4 separate regions of the Homo sapiens genome follow, and regions 1, 2 and 4 are each linked to region 3. A link is a contact called in ENCODE Hi-C or POLR2A ChIA-PET data. All regions are on one chromosome and are shown on one strand. The core of a region is the stretch at or near the end of the contact, and the rest is flanking DNA. Distances in the headings are between cores, read along the strand shown. Region 1 holds the start of RNF113A (ring finger protein 113A). Region 2 holds the start of C1GALT1C1 (C1GALT1 specific chaperone 1). Region 3 holds the start of ZBTB33 (zinc finger and BTB domain containing 33). Region 4 holds the start of UPF3B (UPF3B regulator of nonsense mediated mRNA decay).

Region 1 (3,598 bases), core at 478-2,977, 380 kb before region 3:
GGGAGGCGGAGGTTGCAGTGAGCTGAGATCGCGCCACTGCACTCTAGCCTGGGCAAGAGAGCGAGACTCCGTCTCAAAAACAAATAAATAAATAAATAACCAAGACAGCAAGGAACATTTCCCATATGTGAAGCCTGTGGTGCTAGCTACCAGTTCCCCAAACACAACCCCTCTCCCCAACACCTTGGCTCGGGTATATTTTGTAGTACAGGCTCCCAAGAGAAAGAATGCATGAAAGTACTTTGTAAACTATTAAGTGATACAGAAATGTGATATAATAAACAGGCTCAGAGGTCTTGCTTTCATCATGGCTTTGGTTACTTCGAGCAAATTATAGCTCTTTTCTCAAACTACTCCCACCCCTATAATTTATGCCAAAGTGTTCTGAAAAGAAACACAGGCAAAATGGTTATCCTAGGGCTAAAAATCCTGATTATACCTACCTTGAAGCTTTTAATCCAGGACCCTACTTCACCACCCGCCTGCTCTGTCACTTTCTCTACAAAGGAAGGACACGAAGTAAGACTTCCAAAAGAACAAAACGTTTATTTTTTAAATTTAAGAATTATGGGAAACCTAAGTAATGGGAATTGCATCCTCATCGGGGTCTTCTGGCAAGTCGGAAGCACCACCCTCTCCTGTAGCTCGATGCTTCTCTAGTTTAGCAATCAATTCTTTCGCTGGATTGAAGACGCCATTGGTCTGCTGGTCACAGACATAGCAGCGCGGGGTGGTGCGGAAATGCTGCAGTGCACAGCTCTCGCAGAAATAATGCCTGCACTTGGTGACAACTGGGTTTTGGAAGCTCTGGCGACAGATGAAACACTTGAATGGTATTTCCTCATCATCGCTTCCCACTTCATAGTTTTCATCCTCATAGACACCATAGCGACCCTCATCAAGCTCACGTTCGATCTGCCACCCATGCTTGTAATCTGAACGGTCATGGAGGAATTTGCAGCTGTCTCCGAAGCCGCAGAAGCCAGTCTCTTTGTAGTCCTTACAGATGTCGGGCTGGTAATCCCAGCGCACGGTGGCACGTAGATGCTCGGGCGCTCGGATGGGGCCCTTCCTCACCATCCCGGAAGAGGCATTGCCCATAGACGTATCCTTGGGCTTCATGTATTTCTGATAATTGTTGATTCCCCGATAGATCTTGTCATCCTCCTTGCCCCTCAGCTCCTCCTGGATCTTCTGGCTGCGCTCAAAGATGGCTTGTGCATCGCGCTCTTTCTCTGTGTCCAGCTCATAGACAGCTGTCGCTCCCATATCCTCTGGTCCCACGGGTTTCGCCGAACGGGTGGATTTATAAACCACGCCGAGACTCTCGGGCTCATTTTCCTCTTCCTCTTCGCTGCTCAAGTCGCCGTAAGCCGCCTTCTGTTTACCACTGTCACGGGTCTTCTGTATCATTGGATTGTGGGTCACCCGCTTCTTTTCCGGTCGAACCACAGTGCAGCCTTCGTCGCTACTGCTGCCGCTTTCTCCGGGCTCTGGGTCGCAGGCCGGGCGCTTTCTGCGTCCAGCAGCCCCTTTCCGCCCAGGCTTTTTGAAAAGGAAGGTGCACACCTGATCCACCGCCTTTCCTGGAGAAAGCTGCTCTGCCATTTTAGAGTCCTGAGCTCCGAAACAGCCGTGGCTGCCTGGGTTGCACTTGGCCCCTGCACGTCACTCCACGTTGCGCGCTCCGCCGGGAGTCGAAGCAAAAGACACTGACGGAAGAGGACTGCGAGAGCCCGAGCGCCCGTCTCTCTTGTGCCCTAGCAGATTCCGTCGCTTCTTCCGGAGCCGTACGTGGCACCGCCCCGCTCGCGGGCGGCCGCGGGGCTTGCTGGGAAGAGAGGCGAAGCCAGGTCACCTTTCAAGGACCCAGAAGTAGGGTTTTGGCCTAGGTAACGGGGCAGAGATGTGGTTCGAGATTCTCCCCGGACTCTCCGTCATGGGCGTGTGCTTGTTGATTCCAGGACTGGCTACTGCGTACATCCACAGGTTCACTAACGGGGGCAAGGTAAGCCGGCTTCGGCCCGGGGGCCGACTCCACGGGCTGATTTCCGAAAAGGGTGGTGGGCAGGGAGACCGTCAGCCTGCGAACCCTCTCTCCGAGGTCGGCCCTCTACTTGCTTCCGGTTGCCTAGAAGCCGAGGCTTGCGAAACGAAGCCCGATAGAAACTACATCCTGCTCTAGTGAAAAACAGCGTTTCTGGGTGTATCAGAGTGGGCCTTAGGGCAGAGTAGCGACGCGGGGGCCGGGAAGGTAGATTAGAAAAGGTGGCTCAAGCCTGAGAATCGCTCACTGCAACCTCCGCCTTCTGGGTTCAAGAGATTCTCCTGGTTGGGCGCGGTGGATCACGCCTGTAATCCCAGCACTTTGGGAGACCGAGGCGAGCGGATCACCTGAGGTCGGGAGTTCGATACCAGCCTGACCAACATGGAGAAACCCCGTCTCTCCTAAAAATACAAAATTAGCTGGGCGTGGTGGCGCATGCCTGTAATCCCAGCTACTCGGGAGGCTGAGGCAGGAGAATCACTTGAACCCAGGAGGCGGAGGTTGCGATGAGCCGAGATCGCGCCACTGCACTCCAGCCTGGGCAACAAGAGCGAAACTCCGTCTCAAAAAAAAATAAATAAAGAAAGAAATTTTCCTGCTTCAGCCTCCCGAGTAGCCGGGACCACGCCTGGCTTTTTTTTTTTTTTTGTAGAGGCGGGGTTTCATCATGTTGGCGAGGCTGGTCTCGAACTTCTGACCTCGGTTGATCCACCCGCCTTGATCTCCCAAAGTGCTGGGATTACAGGCGTGAGCCGCCGCGACCGGCCACCCTTGACTTTTTTATTCCCCACTTTCTCTTGCAAGCCTTTAGGAATTTACTGCGAGATCTTGTTTTTTTACATCAGGATTCATTTTCCCCTCTTCCTAGTCCTTCACATCATCTCAAGAGTACAGGATATAAATTTATTTACTTTTTGATTTTGTTATTGTTCTTCACGTGTGATCTACAGCTGTTGTTTCTTAGTGTCCCAAAAGACAACAACTAGATATTTCTTTTTTTTTTTTTTTAAAAAAAAAGGAAAAAAAATTCATGTTGGTTAAAATAGTGTAAAAAGTCACAGGTACCAACTTAATCCTAAAGTTTAGTGGTCTGATTTTATTTAGGAGATTCTGTTCTTTGTACTACTAATTTGCATTTTTATTTAAACGATGATTCCATTTCTCTGGAATGTCCCTTTTAAAAATTGTAGTATCTATCAATTGGGTCACTCACTTTTATAAACTGCAACAATAATTGTCTCTTATTTGAAGGAAAAAAGGGTTGCTCATTTTGGGTATCACTGGAGTCTGATGGAAAGAGATAGGCGCATCTCTGGAGTTGATCGTTACTATGTGTCAAAGGTAAGATGCCACTCTGATGCCAGCCTTTTGCCAGGGTTGAGGTGGGTTCTGGTAATGCCTTGCCAAGGGTCATACAGTGCTAATATATAACTAGCATTTTCTTATCTACTAGTGAGGTTGGCATCTTTTTACATATTTAATCTTTTATATTTCTTTTTTTTTTTTAGTTTTTCTTCTGTCATATATTTCTTATTCTGTGGATTGTTGCCT
Region 2 (3,540 bases), core at 546-3,045, 380 kb after region 3:
AAGAAATTAAAAGCTGACATTAAATAAACTTGTTGAAAAAAATTGTATGTTAACCATTTATTCTAGTAAAGGCTGAATTTTCCAATCTTCCCTCCATCTTCAGAAAAAAGCAATCTATTGAGCTACTTAGACTTCCCAGTTTTCTCTTATGGTTGAAAGGAGCCTTAGAAAACTACCCAATGTCAGTCACTTCTCTCATTTTACAGAGAGGAAATGGAAGTCCACAGAGGTTAAATAACTGACTCAGTCACACAGTTAGACAGTGGTATAAGTGGACTAGAAACCACATTTCTCAATATCAGTTTAATGGTTTTTTTCCATTACAGAAGAATAATTGCCATAGTGCTTCTACCACATTAGAGTTTAATAAATGGGTTACTGAATATCCTTGTTTTCATACAAATGGGAAAAAAGTGGGATCTGTTGACCATAACTGATATTTTGCACCCAACAGCACCATATTGCTACAAGGAAACCACTCCTGTGGTTTTCTGCTAGAGGAAATGGAATTTTGACTTCTACCAGAAAGACAAGGTGTGGAATAGCTTGGCAGATGTAATTTCTGAGCGGTGGGTGGGGCAAGAGGCAGGAAGACTTTCCTGTGTCACTCACAGAACTTGGTCAATAAACACAGTTCCAAGAAGAGAAGTGACAGAAAACAAGCTCGGCATAATATTAGAATTGTCGGCTGTGTGCGGTGGCTCACGCCTGTAATCCCAGCACTTTGGGAGGCCGAGGCAGGTGGATCACCTGAGGTAGGGAGTTCAAGACCAGCCTGGCCAACATGGTGAGACCCTGTCTCGACTAAAAATACAAAAATTAGCCGGGCATGGTGGCATATGACTGTAATCCCAGCTACTCAGGAGGCTGAGGCAGGAGAATTGCTTGAACCCGGGAGGCGGAGGTTGCAGGCAGTGAGCCAAGATCGCACCACAGCACTCCGGCCTGGGCAACAAGAGCGAGACTCTGTTTCAAAAAAAAAAAAGAAAGAAAGAAAGAAAAAAGAAAAAGAATTGTCAGGTGCACTCTAAGATTAATTTATATAGGATTTTTGTATTTCATGTCACGCAGTTTTCATTATTTCTGGCCAATACATAATTCACATGTTTCTTTGCTCAATTATGGCATATGTGTCAGAATTCTTCCTGATGGTGATCCTACTCCTGGCTGCAAAAATAGTGATCAAAACTCAGTAAGTCTACACATTTTAAATAAAATAATTTGCAAAAATTATTCTAAGGAGATTTTTTCCCCATCACAGAGGCAAAAAATATAACACTAGGGATGCATATGATAGGATACTTTGTGCAGAAGGAAACAAAACTGCACACGAGCACAAATGAAACAGAAACTACCCCAATGGTTTTTAGATGAACCTTTTTGGGTGAAGGTAGTTGGGGTGAAGTACGGAAAACGAAGACGAAATAGGGAAGAGAAGTGAGAGGGAGGACATGGTAACCTCGATATCCCTCTGAGGGACCAAGAGAGCGCCCCCAGGAAGAAGACTCTCGGTCTCCTGTGCTGACAATCCTCCCGCTGCACCTGCCCAAGCATCCCGCGTGGAGCATGCTGGGAGAGGGCTGGGGCCCAGGCCTCCCCCAAGAGAGGGAGGGGAGTCAGGGTGCGCTTGGGGTGGGGGTCGAGGCCCCGCCACTCACCCGCGTCTAGAACGGCTTGGGGACAGGAAAGCGCAGCCGCGCACGGGTTTCCTCTCACGTTGGCGCACCACTCCGTTACGCTCCTGACCAGGCTGTTCTAGCTGCAGGCGGTGTTCTCTCGTTGGTCTCGCTAAAGGTGGGGAGCGCCAGGAAACGAGCGCCGCGAAGGCGGGGGTAGTGGGGCGGGGTAAAGGAGCCGGCGGCTGGGCGGAGCCGTCCGTTTGCCCGCCCGCGCAGGCGTCGGAAGGGCCGGCGCGCCCGCTGCGCGCACACTGCGTGCCCTTTCTCCCCGCCCCCTGCCGAGTTCAGAGACTTGCTATAGGCCTGCGTGACCCGGACGCTCTCCTTTACCCAACGGGCGTCCAGAGAAGAGGCCGTGCGTACGACTCGCTGACACCTCCCATTTCACCTTCCTGGCATGGAAATTGCGAGAGCGAGAGATTCTTGCTCCCGGTGTCGCTTTTTATCAGACCTCTTGATGGTTTCTCTGATGTACCCCTGCGTCCTTGAACCCTCATATTGCCCACCCCCCCAGTACTCCTGGGCTGAGACCAAAACGCAAGCCACTGAAATAGTCACGTAATTATGACACCAACGGTTTCCTATTATTACTGGAATGAGATCTGAAGCCCCACTGCCTGGAATCCAATCCTGTCTTCACCACACCTTTTGATATCCCAGGAAAGTTATTTCACCTCGCTGTGCCTCAGTTCCCTCATTTGTAAAGTACAGAAAATGTCACAGTAGTGCCTATTTCATAGAAAATTAGATGAGATAGTGCATATGACTCCCTTAGCAAAATTTCAAGCCTAGAGTAAGCATTTACTAAAAAGTACTGGCTGTTATTATTCACCCCAGTATTTCTAGTACTTAACCACAGTGCCAGCACGCAGTGGACAGTAAATATTAGTGGAATTAATGAATATTAGAACTACAGCTGAGGAACCAGGCCTAAAAAGGATAAGGAAATTTCAAAAGTCCACACAGCAAGTTAATGGCAGAGGTGGGACTGGAATCCAGGTCTCTTTTTTTTTTTTTTTTGAGACGGAGTTTCACTCTTGTTGCCCAGGCTGGAGTGCAATGGCACGATCTCGGCTCACTGCAACCTCTGCCTCCCGGGTTCAAGCGATTCTTCTACCTCAGCCTCCCTAGCAGCTGGGATTACAGACGCCCGCCACCACGCCCGGCTAATTTTTGTATTATTAGTAGAGACGGGGTTGGCCAGGCTGGTCTTGAATTCCTGACCTCAGGTGATCCACCCGCCTCGGCCTCCCAAAGTGCTGGGATTACAGGCTTGAGCCACTGCGCACGGCCCCCAGGTCTTCTAATTAAGAGTGCAGAGCTCTCTTTCCACGAAATATTTGATGTGTCTCTTTTTTTTTTTTTTTTTTTTGAGACCGAGTTTCGTTCTTTTTGCCCAGGCTGGAGTGCAATGGCGGGATCTCGGTTCACTGCAGCCTCTGCCTCCCGGGTTCAAGTGATTCTCCTGCCTCAGCCTCCCTAGTGGCTAGGATTACAGGTGTGCGCCACCACGTCTGGTTATTATTATTTTTTTTTTTAGTAGAGACGGGGTTTCGCCGTGTTGGCCAGGCTGGTCTCGAACTCCTGACCTCAGGTGTTCCACCCGCCTCGGCCTTCCACAGTGCTGGGATTACAGGTGTGAGCCACCGATCTGTCTTTTAAAATTCATTTTTGGCCAGGCGCAGTGGCTCACGCCTGTAATCCCAAAACTGTGGGAGGCCGAGGCAGGTGGATCACCTGAGGTCAGGAGATCAAGACCATCCTGGCTAACACGGTGAAACCCTGTCTCTACTAAAAATACAAAAAATTAGCCGGGCGCGGTGGCATGCGCCTGTAGTCCCAGCTACTCGGGAGGCTGAGG
Region 3 (3,557 bases), core at 173-2,672:
ATTATACCATGTGGCTTTACTTTATTGAGGAGGATGAAGAATAGATTAGGGATAGGTAGATGAGATGATGACATCCATGTCTGATTTCCTGTCAGAGAAAATTAGATATAGTTACATCTGTTTTCAGTCTAATATCCTGATGGACATTTTCAGCAAGATTTTTTAGGAAAGAAGCACAGGAATTCCACTGCAAGGTATTAATAGGTACAAATTTAAGATTTTGGAAATGAATGCAGTATTATCCTATATATATCTTTTTAAAAAGATAATGAAGGTAGTGAATGGCCTTAATTATGGCAGAAAAAAAGTTACTATTTGGTTCCTTAGTTGAATACGATCAATAACCAGCCTAAAAGGGAAACATTTTGCTCTCCAAACACCCATCCTGTTGCTTCATTTATTATGGTACTCAGTTGGAAGGGTATTACCAGAGGATTTTAAAAAATTATGTAACTCACAATGTATTTTTTCGGTCATTAAACAATCACTGAACACATACTATGTGTCAGACACTAAAGCCCTCTGAAGATGAAATGTTATGGAAATAGTAATAATAAAAAATTAAAATAGTAACAATAAAAAATTAAAAATGCAAGTGTTAATATTATTAATCTTTCAAGATACAGGTCAAATGACAGCATTCAATTTGCTATTCTCTTCTCTCTGCTTCTACACCTTGTACAAATATTTTTGTCCATGTTTGTGTACCTACCTACTGAGCTCCCTAAAGAGGTAGAGACCTTTGGGTTATTCATTTTTGTATTCCCGAGAGCCTAACATAGGGTTTTTGCTACAGATCAAGCAGGGGGTCAGTAAATGCTAGTTGGAATGAGGGAATTAACATAGTACTGCACCATTTAGTATTCAATTAAGAAGATAGTTGTCCAAACACTAAATTTCTTTCTTAAAAGTAGTTACTGTAATGTAGTTGCTCTCTTGTTATCCCAGAACTTGAATTACCATAAGAAGTTGTGAATTTCTATTTGATTGTATGTATTTTGATTATATTTCAAGATGGTTTATCATCTAGCAAACAGTCTAATAGAGCAGATTCAAACTTGCAAAATAAATGAAACCTGTATAGTCTCTAAAAGTTTGTATGCCCTAGAAGTTCACATTGAATTTCGATGAAAACGACTCGCTTCCCTTCCATCCAATTGCTTGCGACTGTCTTACCCGATCTTTCCCTTTCCTTTTTTCCCACCCGTTAGCCCTCCGGAAAGAGCCGAACACACAAGAGCTTCCCAGTCTTCCTCCGCCCCCTTGCGGAAAGAACCGAAGGCAGAGCACGGCGCCGAAGTGGAGCCGCCTCAAGCTCGGGCCCTTCCGGACCACCCCGGCCTGCGCTCGGAAGAGGAGGGCGCCTTTGGCTTCAGCGCTTCGCCCCCGCGCTGTGCCCTCTGTCGGCGGCGTGGGGCAGCTGTAGCAGCGTTGGCGGCAGGAGGCGGCGGCCGCGTCGACGTCGACCCAGACTGGAGCGACGTTTAAAGAAGGGGCAGAATCGCTGGGGAGTGCGGCTTCTTCTTGTTGGGGGACTCCCAGCCTTCCGCGCGTCCGGAGGAGGAGAAGCGGCGGCGCCGGGAAGCAGGTGAGGACCCGGCCCCAATCAGGGAGGGGGCGAAGGAGCGCGCTTGCCTTCTCCGTCCCTGGGCCGCGCCTGCGTTTGCATTCGCCTCACTTGAACCAGGAAGCGGCAGAGTCGGAGGCTCAGCTCCTCCGGCTCTTTCTTTGTGTGGGCCGGGGAGCGAAGGAGGGGACGAGCCGCGAGGGCCGCGGCGCGGTCCCCTTCGCCGTTAGGGGCCGAGGGGCTGCCGGTGCCCTGGGTAGGCCCCGGGGCTTGGGGAATCCATCACAGAGACCCACTTGGCTTTTCCCTCGCCCCTCTCGCTGCTTTTTTGTGCCTCTTTTACTCCCCTAGCCCCTACTTTGATTTAGAGCTTTTCTGCCAGGCCCATCCTCCCCTTCCGTCCCCTTCCCGGGGCACAACAATGCCGCCTGCTTCGCTTCATCCCCCCCCCAACACCCCACCCTGCCGTTCGCCACCTTCTACTTTCCCTGGTACCCCATATTCCTCCCGCCCTCACTCTGCTGTTTGTACCTCCGTCTGTATTTGCAAGAAGCTTGCTTTGCACGTGAATTGGGGTTAAAAACCTCGGTTGCAGCTGGCAGGGTCCATATGGGGAAGAGGGAGGTGGAGGAAGGGAGATGAGGTTCAGCTGCCGCAGGGAGCCGCGTGTCGGTTTGTTTCACTCCCTCGCGGATGGCTTTTATCTCTTTCCACCGTCACCAGCTCCTCCGAACTGGCCCTCGGTCAAGGGTTTCACAGTGATGTGGAATGGCTTTTCCACAGTCGAATCGCATATCTTCGGAGTGGGTTCAGACCGACTTGTGCTGTCTCTGGGGCCACCCTGAGTGGGAGGAGGGGGACACATAAACGAAACGAAACCGAGTCCCAGTGTCACCTGGACACGTACATTTGACGCATTCCCATATTGGAAGAACCCGGGAGCAAATGACAAAAATTGCGTGCCGTTTTCAGAAAACCTGTCTTTCCACTTAATATCGACTTCTGTCGAAATGCCCGTATTTCGGAAGCCCTGGTTTTTGGCAAACTGTCCAAAGGTCACCCTTTCTGATGATGAATGCCTTTATGGTAACCTGGAATTCCTTGGTACTGTTAACATGCAACACCTTCTAATAATGTTTTAAATCTTGATTTTTAGACTTTTTGCCTGCTGTTTGTTCTTAAGGTATCATTTTGAAAAATTTAGAAGGTATTTGAGACAGAACTGCCCTCCACCTGTATATAACTTAAGCATTGTGACATCGACACCCTTTTGGTAACTTCAAAGGGAGAGAATATTAATAAAAATATTTCTTCACTAAAAGTACTTGTCAACTAATTGTTAATATATAATATCCATATATTAAAATATATCCATATATAATATGTATGGATATTATATATTTTTAATATATGGGTTTTTTTAAACTCTGGCCTCTTTGTTACTGGAAATATCTTCTGCAAAGTGCAAAAAATGATGTTTTGCTAGTGCTACACAACAATGCATTCTACTGACATCATCCCCTTTTTCTAGAGTAGTCTATTCCAATAAGTTAATGTTTTCATTTTCACTAACTCATTTGGTGTGGAAAAAATTCTCATACCAATGCATATGATTCTTTACCAACAAAAATAAAATGTTTCGTGTTTTCTTGGAAGTGGGCATTTAGAAATGGTAAACTTTCCTTTTCCTTTGTCATATTTTTTCATGATAGTGTCTGTTGACTTCACTTGGCACTGTTTAACATTCCACCTCTGGAAATTGTAAAGATGGAGAGATGAGGGGAAGGGACAAGGGGATGAAGAAAGAGGAAAGGGTAAGAAAGATGTTTAATAGTTTATCAAGATGAGGCACCCCAATTTAAATAACAGAAAAATAATGGGACGTTGGGAGGTAATAATTGTCAGTGTTTATAAATGTCATTGGCTCCAGGGTGTAGATTCTGCATATATTCTTAAAGATTAGTTAAAATTAAGAGTATGTATTTCAGAC
Region 4 (3,443 bases), core at 1-2,500, 400 kb before region 3:
AAGAATGAAAGAAACCTTTTTCATTTACCCCTTTCCTTTTTTTTTTTTTTTTACCTCGTATCATTAGAAAAAAACTCAAAATAATCATGCTCAGGCATAGGTTGAAGATGTTCCTGAAGCTGCTCCTTGGTCAAAGTGGGAGGTAATCTTCGAATTACCACCTTAAGAAATGCATAAGGAAAATAAAATTAGTACAAATCAGTTTTCTGTCATACCTGAAAGAATCACAGTTCCTGAAGAAGGCTGGGCTTTAAAATATGAGATCACTTGTAAAAACCCAGGAGAAAATATTCTTCTGCAGCCCAATGCTCAGAATTAGTCAAACATAATAGTAACGCGGTTTAAAAAAACCCTTGGAAATGAGAACCACCTGGAGCAAGGAAAAATCGCAGGTTTTGCTCTTTACAGCAGCCCTGCAGTTTACCAGGTTTGTGCATCATTTTCGATCACCCATTTTTTAACAGATCTAGTGGCAATAACTTAGTAAGCCAACGCTGGTCTTTGTGGGTGCCACGAAATCTTGATTTAGCAACAAGTTTCTCCCACGTCCAACACATCTTAAAACAAAATCCTTGCCCATTGAACTTAAGAATTCAAAACTCTAACGAATACAAAAAATCTACCCATTGCTCTCAAAATAGGATGCTCTCGATCTACCCTCCTGTACCATTAATCACCCTGCACTCTCCCCCAACTCGCCTCCATGAATAATATTCCCATCCCTCATGTCTCCTTCACTATTTAATATTTCTCCCCAATTACACCTTTAGTTCCTCATTCTTTATACCGTCGCTCTTCCCTCCCATTATCATCTCACAGCTCTGACCTAAACCCTTCCCGTTTGGGGAGTCCCCTCTTTTCCTCACCCCCACCCAGGATTTGGCCGGGAGGGGCTCTCCCCATTTCGGGTGAATGGATGAACCAGGATGATGCGACTTCCATTCAGGCGAAGAGATAGAAGGAGAACCTGAGAAAGAAAGGGGGCAGCCCCATTCCCAGCCATCCTCCCCGCGCTGCGGACTCGTCCCGCCCTCTCCCGGGCCAGCGGCCGACCGGGCACCTTGCTCAGCGCTTCTTTCTTCTCCTTGTTGCGATCCTGCTTATCTTCCCCCTTGGAGCTGTCCCCCGAGGTCCCACCACCGCTGCCTGTGGCCCCGGCGGGGGTTAACAGGGTTACTCGCTTCTCCTTAGGCCTGTGCTCCTTCTCTTCCTTCATGGCTACGTCCCCCGCTGAAGCGGCTTGGCCGGAACGGGGTTACCCCGGGCACAAACGGCTCCCGGGAAGCTCCCGTCAAAGCTCCGCCCCCAACAAATGCCCCTTGTGATAAGTCGGGCCCCACGTTCCATTGGGTCCTGCCAAGCTCTCGCGAGACTTGGGCCTTTCCCAGTGCAAAGGTTTTAACACCTGGTTTTTACTTCCCGCCCGCCAAGTTCCTGCGCCACCCAATCCCCTCGCGGCCCAGACTCCCTCGGGGCCCGCCCCTTCGCGCGTCATTAGCAATTCCGCCATCTTGAAGTGACTCTGTCGGGGACTACAAATCCCGGCATACAAAGCAGCTACCCGCTTTTGTTGGGCGTTCAGGGGCCAGAGCTATCTCAGGGTCCCTGTTTGTGAGTAAATCGAATCCTTTCATCTTCAGAGTTTTCCAGGTCGAAAGATAGGTTCTTCACGCTTAGTTTCCATCAGATAAACTCAATGCCGTCCAAATTTTGCCTCACTAGGGGAGCGACTTGTATTTTTTATCATTGAATTCAGAGGCTTTAGCATTTATTTTCCTACAACTAAAAGAAAAAGCCTAACATTTAAAAAACTTTATTTTCCTTATATTGATTAGGATTTACAGATACTTAGTAAATACTACAATATTAGCCGAGTTCAGTGGCGCACGCCTGTAGTCCCAGCTGCTCGGGAAGGTTGAGAAGAGAGGATCTTGAGCCCAGGAATTCGAGGCTGCAGTGAGCCATGATCGCGCCGCTGCACTCCAGCTTGGGCGACAGAGCGAGACCCTGTATATAAAAAAGAAGGATAATAATAAATAAACACAAGATACTGATATTTAAAGGAGTAATATGACTAAAATATACAAGATTTGTTTTCATCACCTTATTTTAGCAAAAGGATCCTTCTCCCCAGGTACTGATGTCCCACAGGGAGGGGAATAAAAATAAAACCCAACTTGATTTAGTTGCGATCACCATCTTCACTTAAAAAGGGCCAATTTTACATTATTTATAATAACTCCAAACTGGAAACAATCCAAATGTGAATCTAACAGTGATTATGTTGAGTGACAGAATCTAGACACAGAGTACATGTTGTACAATTCCATTTATATGAAATTTTAGAAAAATAAAACCACAGTGATAGAAAGCAGATCAGTCGGCCAGGCGTGGTGGCTCACGCCTGTAATCCCAGCACTTTAGGAGGCCAAGGTGGGTGGATCACCTGAGGTCAGGAGTTCGAGACCAGCCTGGCTAACTTGGCGAAACCCTGTCTCTACTAAAAACAAAAAAAATTAGCAGGGCGTGGTGGCACATTCCTGTAATCCCAGCACTTTGAGAGGCCGAGGCCGGCGGATCACCTGAGATCAGGAGTTCGACACCAGCCTGGCCAACTTGGTGAAACCCTGTCTCTACTAAAATACAAAAATTATCTGGGCATGGTGGCAGGCGCCTGTAGTCCCAGCTATTTGGGAGGCTGAGGCAGGAGAGTCACTTGAACCTGGGAGGCGGAGGTTGCAGTGAGCCGAGGTTGTGCCACCGCACTCCAACCTGGGTGACAGAGTGAGACTCCATCTCAAAAAGAGAGAGAGACACAGACACCCATAGAGGACAGAAACCAAATTAAAGATGCAATAGGAGCCCAAGGCAGAAAGCTGCCTAAGGGCCAACTCCCATTTTTGCCGACCTCTAGAATATATTCCCCTGACTCTGCACTTAAATTTTCTCACTCCAATTGTCCAGCCTATTCTTGGATTCCTATTCCTGTGGCTAAAACGGTTTCCCTGTATTTGACATCTGTTACTCTTGCTTTCAGTACCTGGCCGTTCTTATGAGCCTTGTTTATGCATCTGCCTCTGACCTACTGCTTAGCTCTGCACTTGCATGTTGGTAGTGTATGCCTCTGTTTTGGTGTCCTCACTAGCTTTAAACCACCAGCTGTTTGTCAGTTGCCAGAATAAAGTGTCCCAGGGCTCAGTCCTTAGACCTCTTTTCTATGTACACTCACTCCTTTATTAATCTCATTCATTCTTTTGGCTTTTCTGTCTTTGCTGACAACTCTACTCTAGAATTTACATGTCCAGGCCGGGCGTGGTGGCTCACAGCTGTAATCTCAGCACTTTGGGAGGCCGAGGCGGGTGGATCACCTGAGGTCGGGAGTTCGAGACCAGCCTGGCCAACATGTGACATCCCGTCTCTACTAAAAATACAAAAAAATTAGC

Evidence for each region. A loop is a pair of places that touch in the nucleus more often than their neighbours do. ChIA-PET counts read pairs that join two places held with the same protein, here RNA polymerase II (POLR2A). Pooled maps may share reads with other maps.
Region 1: a map of CD8-positive, alpha-beta T cell shows a loop between it and region 3 (7-fold over the local background). The contact joins the promoter of RNF113A here to the promoter of ZBTB33 in region 3. A Hi-C loop is called at or near these places in 5 of 168 maps with a recorded cell type or tissue (CD8-positive, alpha-beta T cell, HepG2, gastrocnemius medialis and 1 more), 2 of 37 single-sample maps with no recorded cell type and 17 of 50 pooled maps.
Region 2: a loop to region 3 is called in a map of CD8-positive, alpha-beta T cell, with 4 times the contacts of the local background. The contact joins the promoter of C1GALT1C1 here to the promoter of ZBTB33 in region 3. A Hi-C loop is called at or near these places in 1 of 168 maps with a recorded cell type or tissue (CD8-positive, alpha-beta T cell), 5 of 37 single-sample maps with no recorded cell type and 23 of 50 pooled maps.
Region 4: a map of ascending aorta shows a loop between it and region 3 (13-fold over the local background). The contact joins the promoter of UPF3B here to the promoter of ZBTB33 in region 3. A Hi-C loop is called at or near these places in 1 of 168 maps with a recorded cell type or tissue (ascending aorta) and 13 of 50 pooled maps. POLR2A ChIA-PET finds 5 or more read pairs at or near these places in 3 of 52 experiments (CD4-positive, alpha-beta T cell, PC-9 and naive thymus-derived CD4-positive, alpha-beta T cell).

Annotation. Positions count from the first base shown.
Region 1 is chrX:119,870,006-119,873,603 of GRCh38, forward strand. RNF113A (ring finger protein 113A) reads right to left here and starts at 1,728. Exons shown (of 1, transcript NM_006978.3): 1 at 470-1,728. The coding sequence starts at 1,608. The coding sequence ends at 577. NDUFA1 (NADH:ubiquinone oxidoreductase subunit A1) reads left to right here and starts at 1,827. Exons shown (of 3, transcript NM_004541.4): 1 at 1,827-2,008; 2 at 3,299-3,388. The coding sequence starts at 1,907. RefSeq lists an enhancer at 1,441-2,150.
Region 2 is chrX:120,628,259-120,631,798 of GRCh38, forward strand. C1GALT1C1 (C1GALT1 specific chaperone 1) reads right to left here and starts at 1,796. Exons shown (of 2, transcript NM_001011551.3): 1 at 1,659-1,796. RefSeq lists an enhancer at 1,177-2,104 and a silencer at 1,764-2,033.
Region 3 is chrX:120,249,390-120,252,946 of GRCh38, forward strand. ZBTB33 (zinc finger and BTB domain containing 33) reads left to right here and starts at 1,423. Exons shown (of 3, transcript NM_001184742.2): 1 at 1,423-1,588; 2 at 3,280-3,381. It also overlaps a transcript of TMEM255A not described here. RefSeq lists an enhancer at 1,130-1,968.
Region 4 is chrX:119,851,713-119,855,155 of GRCh38, forward strand. UPF3B (UPF3B regulator of nonsense mediated mRNA decay) reads right to left here and starts at 1,251. Exons shown (of 11, transcript NM_080632.3): 1 at 1,061-1,251; 2 at 55-161. The coding sequence starts at 1,216. RefSeq lists an enhancer at 1,226-1,285.